2 separate regions of the Homo sapiens genome follow, and region 1 is linked to region 2. A link is a loop called in an ENCODE intact Hi-C map of the cell type or tissue named here. Cell type or tissue: Calu3. All regions are shown on one strand.

Region 1 (8,000 bases), 670 kb after region 2:
AAGATGCTCAGCTTCATTCATAACAAAAGAAATGCAAACTAAAACTACACTGCGACACCATTCTCAGCTATCAGAGTGGCAACAACTCAAACCTGACAACATGTTCTGTTGTTAAACTGTGGGGAAATAAGCACTCTCATTGCTAGAGGAAATGCAAAACTGTGCAATATCTATGTAGGGATATTTGGCAATATCTAACAAAACCACATATCCATTTACCCTTCCACCTAGCAATGCCACTTGTAGAAATTTACACTGCAATACACCTCTAACGATATTAAAATGCATATGCAAAATGTTATTTATTGCAGTAATATTTGTCAAAGCATAGGACATTGGTTAATCAACTATGGTGCATCCACACAGTGGAATACTATGCAGCTAAATTAAAATCACCAATGAAGGGCAGCTAAATTAAAATATGGTATGCCTCCAGATGTGTTACCCTGAAAAAGATACAATATCATCTATATGATATTCTGCCCAAGAATGCATAACATCTTCAGATTTTCATATCTGTGAGTACAGGACCCTCCTTTCCCTGTGGATCCCAAAGCAATACCTGGAGGGCTTAGGGAGGGGCACCTTGTTTGTATAAAAGAGAACCTGCCTGTACTGCAGTCTACCCCATTCTTAATAAAAGAAACTCCAAGCTTCCAGTTGTTCGGGCTAAAAGCTTTTGCTCCTCAAGATTCAATATCTCCTTCTTTTATATTTTTAAAAATTATTTTATTTTTATTTTTCTTCAAGACAGGGGCTAGCTCTGTCACCCAGGCTGGAGTGCAGTGGCATGATCATAGCTCACTGCAACCTTGAACTTCTGGGTTGAAGTGATCCTCCCGCCTCAGCCTTCCTGAGTTGCTGGGACTACAGGCACGTACCACCAAGCCTGGTTAATTTTTAAAAATGTTTTATAGAGATGGGAGTCTCATTATATTGCCCAGGCTGTTCTCGAGCTCCTAGCCTCAAGCAATCCTCCCGCCTTGGCCTCCCAAACTGCTGGGATTACAAGCGTAAACCACCAAGCCCAGCCAGTATTTCCTTCTTGATAAATTGTAAGAAAAATATAGAGGACTTACTCTTTGTATATCAACATTTGTCTCAGAGGCCCTCTGCTCAGGCACCTCAGGTTTTGGGGAAATAGGAAGAGGATCAGAGGATAAGCAGATTAACACCTACCCCAATCCAAATGTTGGGACTGTACAGCTGGTAACGCTTACGAATATGATATCTTAATAAATTATTAGTTTTGAAGCCCACACTAGAAACCCCTCATTCATTTTTGTAGAGCCAGAAGCACCATTAGATAGTGATAGAGCCCATACTTCCCCTCACCTTTCACTCACCAGCACTCAGTCTCATGGCTACACCTAACTGCAAAGGAAGCTGGGAGATGTAGTCTGGTCATGTGTCCAAGAGAGGAAAGGAAATGGTTTGGTGAACAACTAGCCAGTCTCTGCCACTTTGATAGTAGACTACAAAGAATGTCTTCCCTTTCACTAGTATGAATCTATTATTATTAAATATCAAAACTTATTCTTTATATTTTTAAAATTATGATGGTTTTTTAAAAATGTATTAAATGGGTAACCTACATGAAACTCCTAATGGTGCAGAAAACCCATTAAGTAAACTATAGCTGCCAAACTTTGAGTAACATGGCAGAAAAGTCATATCAAGACATTTCTCAGAAATTTTCCTAGGTAATGGTAATTGAGAGACTGTAGATAGCAGGCTGGTTTCTCCATAAGGAGCAAAATTAAGTGTTGCTGAAGCAATTCTGAAGTTCTAGCTGATAATAACTGCACACCAGCTGTTCCCATTTTATAATACTTTTCCATAAAGCCCCATATTTTAGCTTTTGCCTTTTTTTTTTTTTTTTGAGACAGGGTCTCACTGTGTCACCCAGGCTGGAGTGCAGTGGCACTATCTTGGCTCACTGCAACCTCTGCCCCCAGTTTCAAGTGATCCTCCCACCTCAGCCTCCCCGAGCAGCTGGGACTAGGGGCGCATGCCACCACGCCCAGCTAACTTTTCTATTTTTTAGTAGAGAAGGGGTTTCACCATGTTGGCCAGGCTGGTCTCAAACTCCTGACCTCAAGTGATCTGCCCGCCTCAGCCTCCCAAAGTGCTGGGATTACAGGCATGAGCCACCACGCCCGGCCTTAACTTTTGCTTTTTAAAAAATCTTTTTCCCTTATTATGGAATTTGTATCTTTTACCTGTATGGTGGCTCAAAAGTGAGCAAAGTAAAAAGAAGGAACGCTAAGATTAGAAAAAAAAATAAGAAAAAATCCACAGGACTTCAGAAGTGACAGGCAGCACTTGTCCTTTCTAATGAAAGGTTGGATCATTGTCTGTTGTTGGGGCTGAACCCCATCTGGAGCTAGGGGTGGGAGTCATGAGAACACGGTACAGTTCCCATGATTTTGCCATTGGCCATCTTCTCTCTTTGCTCTTCCACTATGGTCTTTTTCAAATTGCATTTATTCTGCAGGTTCTTGACTCTGCTGGGAAGCCTTAAATCAGAGATCCTGATTTAGTTGGTCTGGGAATTGGAGTCGTAGGCATCAGTATTATTTTAAAACTCCCCGATTTTGAACAATTGGTATTGTTCAAAAATCCTTATGTGCACCAGAGGTGAGAACCACTGATTTCCTCTCTGCATTGCTGTTTGGTTGACTAATTTGGGGCACTTGACCATACTAGCTCTGATGAAACTGACTCAAATGAAATTCAAAGTTCATTCATTTCAAACATATGACGAAAAAAAAGCAGGAATCCCTCCCCTACCCAGGGCATAGTTTAAATTGTGACCAGTGCTAAGAACGGCCTCTGGGTAGCCAAAAATAATGATCACAAAGTTCCTGCCCTGAAGTTGGTCTGATTTCTTCTCACAGGGAACTCTACCGGCCAGGACATTTCTGAATTAGCCACTTGCCTCAGTTATGCCCTTGAACAACTTTGTAGAAAGTTGGGACAGAGCTTATTATCCATATAGATGAGTTGGGTATGTTATCAAGTAGACAATTTGGGGACCCTCTTGGCATTCTCAGTGCAAACTATGTTGGTTCCTCAGTAATACAAGTAGAACAACTGGTCACCCAGACTTGGAGTGAGTGTCCTGCATTGTTTGTAAAGACTGTTTTGCAAGTGGAATTCAAATGTGGTGAATTGCACTAAGACTTCCAATCAAATCCAATTGAATGACATGCATATAGACCAGGGTTTCTCAGCCTCGGCACTATTGACATTTGGGGCTAATTATTCTTTTGTGGGGGCTGTTCAGTGGATTGTAGAAGGCTTAGTAGCATCCCTGGTCCCTACTCACTAAACACCAGTAGCATCCCCACCTCCTGGTTTTGACAACTAAAAATGTCTCCAGACATTGCCAAATGTCCGCTTATGAGGAAAAACTGTTCCTGTTGAGAACCACTAATACAGACTCACTGTTAGTTTGTCAATTAAAAAAAAACCAGTGTTGTTGTTTTGAAATTTCTCAGTTTCAAAAGAATCAGTTGAGAAGGGCTCCCTTCCAAAATTCTTCTCTGTCTGCTTCCTTCTAGTCCCTTCTGCTCCCATCACGCCATGCACACCAGCAGCAAGAGTGAGCATTGCTCTGGGACCACAGTTCTCAACCAGGCGTTGCTCCCCAGGGGATATTTGGCAATATCTGGAGACATTTTTGTTTGTCAATACTGGGAGGTGGGCAGGTGCAACTGTCATCTAGTGGGTGGAGGCCAGGGCTGCTGCTAAACATTCTCCAGTGCACAAGACAGCAGCCCCCAACATACACAATAAAGAATTACTGGGACCAAGATATCAATAGAGCTGAGGTTGATAAACCTTGATTAAAAACAAACATGTCCACAAAGTCCAAACTGAAGAACCATTTGGGGAAATCTTTAATAATATATATGAGTGGTTCTCAATGGGGGTGATATTTGTCCTTTCGGGACATTTGGCAATATCTGCAGGTATTTTTCTTTGTCACAGCTGGGGAAGTGGGGTGCTACTGGCATCAAATGGGTAAAGGCCAGGGCTGCCACTAAACCTCCTATAGTACATTAGAGAGACTCCCACAACAAAGGACCATCAGGCCCCAAATTGCAATAGTGCCAAGGCCTATTACTCTAGGATCACTTCCGTTGTGACCATGGGACCCCCTAGTTTTTCCACCCCTGTTGACTCAGTGCTTTGGCTTCTGTTTTCTATATCTGCCCTAGTGTCACCCATCCAGGTTTGGATGTCTAGACCTGATGCAACTTTGGCACAGCAATAGGGTGGCTCAGAAGGAAGCTTGGCACAGAGCTCAGCTCTAGAACAGATCAATACTGGGAAGCAGGCCAGTTCTCATCAAAGGTTCAGCAGGGTGGGGTCAGGGGAGGCAAGCCACAGGCATAATTCAAGATGGATGACAGCACAAATGGCCCTGCAAAAGACACTATGTTCTGCCAGGTGTGGGGACAGAGTGGCTGGGAATCTGAAGCAGTAAAGAGTTTTACTGTAAAATCAGGCTGCTTCTGTAAAGTCAAGCAATGAGTAAAAGTCCCAGCCAGCAAGCTGGGGTTTGAGGACAGGGCTAAATCCTGGGGTGGGACACCTTGTGAAACAGTAAGTCAGGACCCCAGGAAGAGGCAGGAACACGGATACTTTGTAAACCAGCTGAAGGAGGATTTGAATCAGGGACTAAAGCACAACTGTGGGCCGAGCCTTGTGGTTCATGCCTGGAATCCCAGCACTTTGAGAGGCCAAGGTGGGCAGATGATTTGAGCCCAGGAGTTTGAGACCAGCCTGGGCAACATGACGAAACCCTATCTCTACAAAAAATACAAAACAGCCCAGTGTGGTGGTACATGCCTGTGGTCCCAGCTACTCGGGAGGCTGAGGTGGGAGGATCGCTTGAGCCCAGGAGGCGGGGGCTGCAGTGAGTTTTGATCGCATGGCTGCACTCCAGCCTCTGTCTCAAAAAAAAAAAAAGCACAACTACGATACGGGACAGATGGGAGGCTTGGGCTCAGTTTAGAAAAAGATGTTCGTTAACAGAGTGGAGATGCCATGGGGGAGGGAGGTGGTGACATGGAAAACGTTACTGAGTTCAGTAATAAGCAACAGGACACTGCACCTTGAGTCTGAAAAATAGGAACCCTGATTTTACAACAAAGAGAAACTCTCCCTTCTCCCTAACATCACACGTGTGTGCATGCGCGCATACACACACACGTGCATGCATACACACACACACGTGCATGCGCACACACCACCTCTAACATACTATGGGACTCACTGAGACAATTCCTGCCTGTATGCAGGATTGGTCTGGAGCACTGGGGATCATGCTGAAGCAAAAGTTGCTCCATGAACAGAGCAGAAGCGAAGCAATTGAGGCCAAAATTGTAATCAGCTTTTTGTGTGTGTTTTTGTTTTTTAATAGCATCAGCTTTGTTTTTTAAATTATTTATTTTAAAAAGTTTTAAACATAACATATATTCCTTATAGAAAATCTGGAAACTACAAAAGAATAAAAAAAAGAGAAAAAAAAGACTTACATCCCTATACTACCTCTGTTAATATTCTTCTAGTCTTTTTTGTTTTTGCCAAGATTTATTTTTACACAAAGAGAAAATATATTTCTATGTGTCACTTTGTATCCTTAACATCATGACAGAATCATTTCCCTTGCTATTACAAATTCAACATGAATAAGTTTTGTGACATTTCTTGGTTTTGTCTGTTTGTAAAGTCAACCCATTCTCCATGTAGAAAATTTGGAAAGCATGAAAAAGTGTAAAAAATGTACATAATCTATGATTCCATATCTAAATGATAATCACTCAAGATGTTGGTGGGATTTTTTCTTGTCTTTTTTTTTCGCTTTGATGGTACCTTTATTCTAATGATAATTAACTGGTGTTCACCTTATAATTTGCTTGACATATAGTAATTATCCAGGCAATATCATCCTTCCAGAATTTTGCCATGGCCAGGGCCTTGTATATTTGAATCCATAAGAAAATGTTAACTTTTTTCTTCAGATGGACCCTGGGTTTATACTTCACTTTGGATTCTTCCAAGTAATAAACTCCCAACCCAAGTAGTAGACAGGGAAACCTTCTTTTCCCTACTCATCACTATTCTTGTAGAGCGTACTTCCCCCTCTTTCTTGATGGAAATGCTCTGCAATATATCAGATTTGGTGGTGTGGATAGGACAACTAAAAATGCCTATGAATCCGTAGCTGGAATCTCATTAAGGATTTTGGTGATCATTGGTTTGTATAATTCAAACCTTATTTTATACATGTACATACACCCACAAACAAGAATTTGTCCCCAAACAAAATTGAGGTTTGCCTCTAAAACTCTTAGGAATGGAGATATTTGTCCAAAGGTAACACAGGATGTTGGTAAAAATAATGGCTTAAAGTCAGAAGGCCAGAGTTTGAATTGACCTTGACTACCCAGTCATGGGAATTTAGCAAATTGTTTCTCTTCCCTGAGCCTCAGTTTCCTTGTCTATAAAAAGGAGACATTAGCTACCTCATCAAGGATTAAGTGAAGTAACAAGTACAGACAACATAATAAATGGTGAAAGATTTATATGATGTGAAGAGAGAAATAGAACTGCCGTTCCACCCAGCAATTCCACTACTGGGTATCTGCCCAAAGTAAATCATTATATTAAGAAGACACTTGCACTTGTATATTTATTGCAGCACTATTCATAATAGCAAAGTTATGGAATCAACCTAAGTATCCATCAGCACATGATTGGATAAAGAAAATATGGTACATAGACACCATGGCATACTATGTAGCCATAAAAAAACAATGAAATGATGTCTTTTGCAGCAACATGCATGGAGCTGGAAGCCATTATCCTAACTGAAATAACTTAGAAACAGAAAATCAAATATCACATGCTCTCGCTTATAAGTGGGAGCTAAACAATGGGTGCACACGGACTTAAAAATGGAAATATGAATGATAGACACTGGGAGCTCCATAAGGGGGAAGTGGAAGAGGATGAGAGTTGATAAATTACCTATTGGATACTATGTTCACTATTTGGGTGATGGCTACATTAGAAGCCCAAAACCCACCATTACATAATATATCCATGTAACAAACTTGCACGTTCCCTGAATCTATATTTAAAAAAAAAATACAAACTATAGTGGGTGACATAGAAGAACCCCTTTATTAGATACCGGCAGTGAGCCAAGTAAGTTGCTATGTCACAGGCTGGCAAACTATGGCCCAAGGGCCAAATCTGGCATACTGCCTGTTTTTGTAAATAAAGTTTTATTGGAACACAGCCAAACCCATTCACTACTGTATTGCTTATGGCTGCTTTCATACTGTGTTGGCAGAGGGGAGTAGTTGCCACAGAGACTGTGGGGCCCTGAAAAGCCTGAAATATTTACTACCTGGTTCTTTACAGAAATTTATTTCCCACCCCTGTGTTAAATGTTTCCCCAAAACCACAGAGGTAAATTATATTGTCTTCCCATTTCACAGGTCAGGAAACTGACACATGCAGAGATTAAGGACTTGCTCACACTGCTGTTATTGAATTGGATCTTGATCCCAGGTCTATCTCAATTCAAAGTTTAGCAACCACTCTACAATGCTTCTTCAAAAGATATATGAATTAAATCTGAACTCTCATAGCCTTAACTTCCACTTCTGCCATAACATCTCACTTTCAACCATTGATAATGATTGAGCCTTGAATATAGACATTAGTGTCTCTTACATTCATTCCAGCATGCTGTTACATAGCTCCTCCAAAAGAAACCACATCTCAACTTCAAACCAGTATATCAAACTGCAAGTCAGGGAAATGGATGAAACTATGGCATTGTCAGAGTCAAGAACTGTGAAGGATCTGAGATTTGATCCTACTAGCAGTCTCATGAGTTAGTCTGCCACAGTTTCATGGATTCTGGCAAAAGATATGAGACTCTTGGGTCAGAGACAAAAGAGACTTCATTATTC
Region 2 (8,000 bases):
GAGACCCTCTGGCTTCCAAGGTCAAATATGTTAACTATTTGGTCCTCTATAGTTTGCTGACCCCTGAGTTAGATGATCACAGTTGTGCTCTTAAATGACGCAGTCACCGCCTTTTCAGAAACAGAAAGAAAAACCTTCCGTATAATGATTAAACTTAATTTAAAACAACAAATGCCCCTGGAAAAGGATGTCTCTGGTTAACAGTATCCCTGAAAAGCCTTCTGTCTCTGCATTGAAAATCTCCCTTCCAGGATCCCATATGGGTCTGGTTCAACGGGTTGTAATTTGAAGACATACCCCAAAGCTGTCTGTCCTCTCAAAAGTGTCGGAAGTTTTGATAGCAACACATCATGTATGCTGCAGAAATTGTTTCTCAGCTTTCCAGCTTTTCAATGTTTAAAGAACTCTAACTAAGATGTCCTGCTTCCCTTCTCCCTTTGTTTTTCTCATTGGCATTTAGGTCATTGACATTTCCATGATCTTGGCCGAAGCAATCCGAAGGACACACAATGGGGAATCCGTGTCCTACCTGTTCAGCCATGTCCCGCTATAAATCCAGAATGGGAAGTGTCCAGCAAGCCTACTCTGACTTCTGACTTGTTTTTGTTTTCTGGATTTTTAGCTGTAGGTATTCAGCAATGATAGGTTAATCACTGGCAAAAGCATCAGATCTTTGTATATGCTAAGATTTATTGTTTCCCCTTCTAAAGCTCAAGATCATTTCTTTCCAGTTTTTGGGGAAATGGTGGTGGTTATTTGGTCTTTAAGTGAACTGTCTTAAATGAGAAACGTTTTTGTCATTTTGACTTTTAACAGGTACAGGTGATCTCTTCCTTTGTTCTTTCAGTACTTTGAGGCGACAACTTTCAAGTATATAATTTCATTGTGGAAGTCATAGTTTATATATTTCGAGGTTGCCAAAGGTGACTTCAGATTAAAGCCTTCTGTGTAAATATATACTGATAATGCCTATGGACATTTGGGTAAAACCCTGTATAGAATTAATTATCCTTTTACTTTGGAGTGAACCTTGGAAAATTTATAATTATAATACCATGGATTTTGAATTTTCCTTTTTTTTTTTTTTTTGGATAACTCAGTTTCAGATAAACCATCTTGGTTACTGTGCTTAATTTGGACCAAATTTTATTTAGCTTAATATGGACACTGACACATTTTGGGGGGTATACATTAGACATATCAGAGCAGTGTATTTCTGGATCATTTTTTAAATGACCTCTTCTAAAACATAACTGTCACTTACCTGAAATGCTGCATCCTAAAATTCCAAAATTATATTGAGCAATCGCCAAGGCCTAAAGCCAACTGACTTAAAGGTAATCATTTCAGCTAAGATTAAATTTAAAGCCTAAGAATGTATAGAGCTAGTTTTAAAATAATGATCTCAGATTTTTAAAAAGGATATAGGAACCTGCATTGTCATTCTCTGAATTAAGAACTGATGGTTTCTATCATTATTTAGCCCCACCTTTGTATTTTAAAATCCTTCAGAATACATTTATGAACCAATGCGACTGGACTTAGCCACACACAATGGAAATTCAGACCTTGACTATTTGGTGTTTCCAGTTCACAAAGGTGATGAAGACTGTCTTGGGAGCAGCTTAATCCCAAAATTTGTACATTTCTTGCTGCTCCTGGCGTGGAAACTTAAGTGAGACCACCAAATACATTGGTCCTGTCCAATTCTACTGAATGGGGGTGGACCTGGCATTTATCTGGCCAAAAACAGGAGCCAGAGAAATATGAATATACCAAAGTTGTTTGTTTAGCCTCCAACTTAAATTACATTAGTCAACTTATAGATACTCATATGATCACTTTTCTTTTTAGATACTACATCAACTAGATTCAGGAGTATATCATTTGCAGTGCTTGTATTGGTTTAAAATGTAAGATTTTAAGATCCTCTAACACTGTACTAAAACATTTCAATAAAATCATTCTGACTGCGTTCATAGTTTGTATGTATCATTGTGGAGTAATATGTTTTGACGGAGTGATGTGTTGCAGTACCTGAAAATGTTTGCTACTTTACGATTATAGGCCAGCATACAAAATTACAGAAAAGCCAGAAGTTAATTGATGTCAGCTGTTTTCCATTTTGAAGGTGTTTCTTCCTGAAGAACTTACCAGCAATCGCCTTTCCTCAAAGCGTAACAGCTGTGCCACATAAGGTGTCCACGTTGTTAATTCCACATGTTTCCTATAAAATTAAAGATGGTACAGTGTGTTCACGCATCAGAGTAGTGATGTTCAATATCCATCTATTGGAGCAAACCAAACTTAAATGTAGGCTGCATAAAACTTGTTCATATTCATTGATTTCAGAAGCACCGAGGAGGATTCCTGTCCCCATAGAACAGCCTGTTCAGTGATACTTCAAACTACTCTCGTGAGCGCAAAGTCAAGTCATAATTACGTTCCCCTGGTGAAGCTCAGCTGTAAAGTATGTGTAACACTAAGAATGGCAACATGGTGTCTTGAAGTCACAGTGAAATATGAAGAATTACATCCAGGTCCATCTGAGAAAAAAGGTGATCACAGTGTGAGAGAACATGATAGAATGTACTAGAAAGGAGGGAAGTGAAGGAGAAGTGAAAGCCAAAGACACTTCATCAGCTTTACAATTGCACTTAATAATGCTGCCACACCTCTTCAGAGACGTTTCATTTCCTATGGCATGTCCTATCTAATCCCCTAGCTGAACTACAGGGGACAGGGAAGTAGTGAAGGGAAAGATGGAGTACTAAGGCGTGCAGAGGTTGGAATCACGCTGGGGATACCAGGAAGGGCTCGGTGATCACCATTAGACGGTTCACGTCGGAATTTTCCAGAACCCTATGGTGTGTTCCAGTGTGGACTGACGCAGGACAGCAGAGGGCGTTTGGTACATGATGTGTTTGAGCAAGGATGTGCCAGGGAAGATGGGAGTTAGGGGCTGAAACATACTCAGCTATCCTGTATCTAAATTGCGTGAAATCAACAGGGCTCCTCCTTCTCATTACCAATATTTATCTTCCTGATTTATCTCCCTGTGCCCCAGGAACACATCCCTCCACCTTTTTTCTGCCCCTGCTTTCCAAGATCACATCCTGGGTGGTTTCCTTTATTGCAGTCTTTGAGCTCTGTTTCCTATTCTGAAAGCATAATGCCCAGGAACACAGACTTCACCACTTACCGGAGTTTAAAAACCAACAGCAACAACGACCTTGGGCTGGTTGCTTAACCCCTATGCCTCAGTTTCCTTACATGTGAGATGGGGATAATAAATGAGACGTTATGTGTAAAGTGTTTAGAATTGCTTGGTTTGTACATTAACTTCAGTTTTTAGAGTGAGCCTCCTGAAACTCCCCTAGAAAGAATGTAAGGTATGAAGAGGCAAGATTTTCATGCATTTTCTAGGTGTTCATCCTAGAGGGGAACAGACTGCCCTCCTGCCATTTTAGAAGGGCTACATTGTCTTGGCATGTGACTGCCTCAGTGAAGGGTAGCATTTAGGTGACAAATAGTTGCATGTTAAAAAAAAAAAAAAAAAAAAAACTTGATTATGCTGAAAGTAGTGGTTCTACCAGCATGTCCCGTGGTTCCAGCGCTGGTTTTGCCCACCACATTAACATTTTTTTCGCCCGAGGGCCAGCACTACCAAGTAGAATATGCATATGCTTTTAAGGCTATTAACCTGGGTGGCCTTCCATCAGTATTTGTCAGAGGAAAAGACTGCTGTAATTATCATACAGAAGAAATGCTTGACAAATTATCGGATTCCAGCACAGTGACTCACTTACTCAAAATAACTGAAAACATTGGCTGTCACTGTGATGACCGGAATGACAGAGGTACAGAGGGCACGCTATGGGGCAGCTAACTGGAAATACAAGTACGGCTATGAGATTCCTGTGGACATTCTGTGTGGAATTGCTGATACTACTCAGAATGCTACAATGAGGTCTCTTGGTTGTATGATTTTCATTGGTATAGATGAAGAACAAGGCCCTCAGGTGTGAAAGTATGATCCTGCAGGTTACTGCTGTGATTTAAAGCCACTGCAGCAGGAGTTAAACAAACTGAGTTAACCAGCTTCCTTGAAAAAAAAAAGTGGGCCGGGTGCGGTGGCTCACGCCTGTAATCCCAGCACTTTGGGAGGCCGAGGCGGGTGGATCACCAGGTCAGGAGATCGAGACCATCCTGGCTAACACGGTGAAACCCAGTCTCTACTAAAAGTACAAAAAATTAGCCGGGCGAGGTGGCGGGCGCCTGTAGTCCCAACTACTCTGGAGGCTGAGGCAGGAGAATGGCGTGAGCCCGGGGGGCGGAGCCTGCAGTGAGCCGAGATCGCGCCACTGCACTCCAGCCTGGGCGACAGAGCGAGACTCCGTCTCAGAAAAAAAAAAAAAAAAAAAAGTGCAAAAGAAATTTGATTGGACATTTGAACAGACAGTGGAAACTGCAATTACATGCCTGTCTACTGTTCTATCAATTGATTTCAAACCTTCAGAAATAGAAGTTGGAGTAGTGACAGTTGAAAATCCTAAAGTCGGGATTCTTACAGAAGCAGAGATTGATGCACTCACATTGTTGTTAGTTTACCAAATCCATGATGCCACTTACCTGTGTGTTTGGTAACAAAAAAAACAACATTATGGAGGTCCCTGGATTGAAAAAGGAGCCTCTCCCACTCCTCCTACTACTGAATTGATTAGGACTCTATAAATAAAAGCAATGCTTTTGGTATCTCAGCATTTTAGGAGGCCAAGGCAGGTGCATCACCTGAGATCAGGAGTTTGAGACCAGCCTGGCCAACATAGTGAAACCCCATCTCTACTAAAAAATACAAAAATTAGTCAGGCATGGTGGCGCATGCCTGTAATCCCAGCCACTTGGAGGCTGAGGCATGAGAATCACTTGAACCTGGGAGGCAGAGGTTGCAGTGAGCCATGATCACACCACTGCACTCCAGCCTGGGCAACAGAGCAAGACTGTCTCAAACAACAACAACAGCAACAACTTTCAGCTGAGTGCCGTGGTGCATTCTTGTAATCCCAGCTACACAGAAGGCTGAGGCAGTAGGATTGCTTGAGCCCAGGAATTTGAGACTGGCCTGGGCAACATAGAGAAACCCCGTCTCTTAAAAACAACAACAATACTTCCAGTGGGCTGTAGAAACAACAGGTAGGAATGAATGTCATGTGATTATAGAGATGGTAATCAATTGAGGTCATTTACAACAACCTGATTTCATTGTAGCCCTCATTCACCATCCATCCCATCATAAATACAACCAAAAGTGGTGCCCAATATAAATGGGAAGAACAGTCTTCACTATCCTAACAGCCGAGTTCTGTGGCCAAAAGAAAACCTGGCTGAATGAATTTTACATTTTAAGAGAGTGATAAAAAAAGAGAATAGGAAAGTGAAAAACATAATGCAGTGGAAAATGCCCTAAATTGGAAGTGTGGCGATCTAGATTCTGGTTCCTGATATGCTGCTAGCAAGCTGGGTGACCTTGGGAAAAATGTGTACACCACTCTGGGTATGAGCATCTTTCTGCAAAAATTAGAGGAAAGATGATTGCAGAAGTCCCCAGCAGTTTTAATAGGCAATGCCATTTATGCTAGATGTAGTTGGAATAGTTCTAACTGAAGGCACAGATGGTTGCTCTCAATAGGGTGACCAACTTGTCTTGGTTTGCGTGGGACTTTTCTCGATTTAGCCCTGAAAGACCTATATCTTAGGAAACCCCTCAGTCCTGGGCAAACCAGGACGTTTGGTCTCCCGTTCCCTCTTCTAAGGTGGATAGTTCTGCATCCCCGGCACTACCTTGGTAAGGAATCCCACGAGCATGGCTTTGATCTTGTGCTGGTTGCAAAAACAAGCAGGCTATATGATGAGCCCAACAATGTGCAGGGCACCTGTGGTATCACAGGTCTTTTAAAATCTGTTCAACTAACTATAGAAGCTCAAGAGCTGTAGTCACAAAATCAGAGAGAAAAAGCAGGGGCACCTTTAGAAAACACCTTCAAGCCTGGCTTGATTGCCAGTCCTTTGGCACAGCTACCTTTAACACCATAAGTGGTCTTCAGAGACCCCAGGGAACAGTCCAGGCAGAAGGCAGAGTGCTCTGAAGGTTACCTGATGTACGTTGTCCTTCCGCACATTGAGAGATTCTTAACATTTGTGAGGGCATGGCCATCTGTGTCTGAGGACGTATGATGCTCTGATTTTCCCTACACAAGGAGTGCTAAATCTAGTATTTTCTTGCATGGAAGCTAAGACTGACCATGAATTATGGACATATTTTAAGAACTAAAACTGAACACGTCACTCTTTAAAATCATCCTAATGATTATTTCTGGGCATATTTTGATGTACATTTACCATAGGATAAGCTCAGTATGTGCCATTGACATTTACTCACCCAAGGAACCAAGGAGCGACCCTAAATTTCTTTTCTTTTTCTTCCTTTCCTTCCTTCCTTCCTTCCTTCCTTCCTTCCTTCCTTCCTCTCTCTCTCTCTTTCTTTGTCTCTCTCTTTCCTGTTTTTTTTGAGACAGAAGGTCTCACTATATTGCTCAGGCTGGTCTTGAACTCATAGTATCAAGCAATCCTCCTGCCTCAGCCTCCAAGTAGCTGGAACTACAGGTGTGCACCACCATGCCTGGTGCAACCCTAAATTCCTTTAAGTCTCAGAAAACCTTGTATTTAGGACCAAGGCTATGGAACAGAAGAATCAAAAGAAAGATAGGCAGAGATCCCTCTCCACAGCAATGGTGATCTGACCTCGCATTAATTTCTGCACCTGGATGCATTCATAGCATTCAAAGAGCAATTCTTTCTTGAACACCGACCAAGACTCATTCCTTGTCCTAACAACAGTCAGGCTCCTCTGAATCCTCTCCTTGACCAGACCTGTCTTGGGCTTCCCTCTCTGTCATTGTGGAATTTAGTTTGAGCAAGAATCCTGTGAAGTCAGTTTATCAAAAAAACTCCTGCCCTTGGTATCTGACCACCCTCGATATCTTATCACCCAGGCTTGCCTTTAGCAAGAATTCTATTTGAGTTGATCTAGCAAGAATCCCTCCTACCCCTGATGTTTCCTTAGTGGTTTTCCATCCACGGCCCCCAACCCTGCTCGTTGCTTACAAATCCCCACTTGTCCTTGTTGGAGTCAGAGCTGAGATTAATCTCTCTCCCCCACTATAAGACCCCATTGCAGTCTGTGGTCCCTAAACCTATCACAAAGACCCCCTTGAATGAAGTCTTCCTTAGTGTCTTCAATGAATGTGATGAATAACTTTTTTTTTTAACAATACAAAATTCACAGAAAAAGTCCTATGAATTAAAAAGCACTCTGGGGAAAACCAGTTGGCGCGAGAGTTATTTTGGAAGAATCAATAATCCTCCACTGATGTGCATTGGTACAGCCATAAACACACTTTCAACCCTTGCGTTTTGGAGAGGTTTTATTACATGTACATAAATTAGGAACTTTAATACATCGGAGAAATACCACTTGCTTCTCTGTATTTTGACTCATGTGAACATCTTGGCTTAGACATATGTCAAACGGAAAATTCATATTTTTAGTCCTTCCACAGGCAAAATGAAGGAGTTGGTCTTGTTTCATTCATTCATTCATTCATTCATTCATTCATACACTCAGCAATCCCTTATGAAGCACCTATTAGTATACCATAGTGTTAGGATGCGGCTGTCATATAAGTATGAGATAAATAAAATACATGAATAAGGCTTATGTAAATCTAGCCTTCAGAGTTGACACAGGTCGTTTTTTGTTTGTTTGGTTGGTTGGTGTTTTTTTGAGATGGAGTTTCACTCTTGTTGCCCAGGCTGGAGTGCAGTGGCATGATCTCAGCTCACCGCAACCTCTGCCTCCCGGGTTCAAGCAAGTCTGCTGCCTTAGCCTCCCGAGTAGCTGGGATTACAGGCATGTGCCACCACGCCCGGCTAATTTTGTA

Evidence for each region. A loop is a pair of places that touch in the nucleus more often than their neighbours do. Peaks named below come from ENCODE experiments on the same cell type or tissue, not always from the same donor. Only the 100,000 strongest peaks of a DNase experiment are listed, where the experiment ranks them.
Region 1: it touches region 2 in a loop (4-fold over the local background); 30 of 110 quality-filtered maps call a loop at or near these places.

The regions. Positions count from the first base shown.
Region 1 is chrX:13,491,107-13,499,106 of GRCh38, forward strand. No RefSeq gene overlaps it. Among named protein-coding and RNA genes, the nearest start is that of EGFL6, 74 kb to the right of the region's middle. In Calu3, no CTCF peak of the experiment used is centred here; a DNase peak (open chromatin) is centred at 4,345.
Region 2 is chrX:12,822,244-12,830,243 of GRCh38, forward strand. PRPS2 (phosphoribosyl pyrophosphate synthetase 2) reads left to right here. Exons shown (of 7, transcript NM_002765.5): 7 at 461-1,979. The coding sequence ends at 553. It also overlaps the pseudogene PSMA6P2. Among named protein-coding and RNA genes, the nearest start is that of PRPS2, 35 kb to the left of the region's middle. In Calu3, no CTCF peak of the experiment used is centred here; a DNase peak (open chromatin) is centred at 3,868.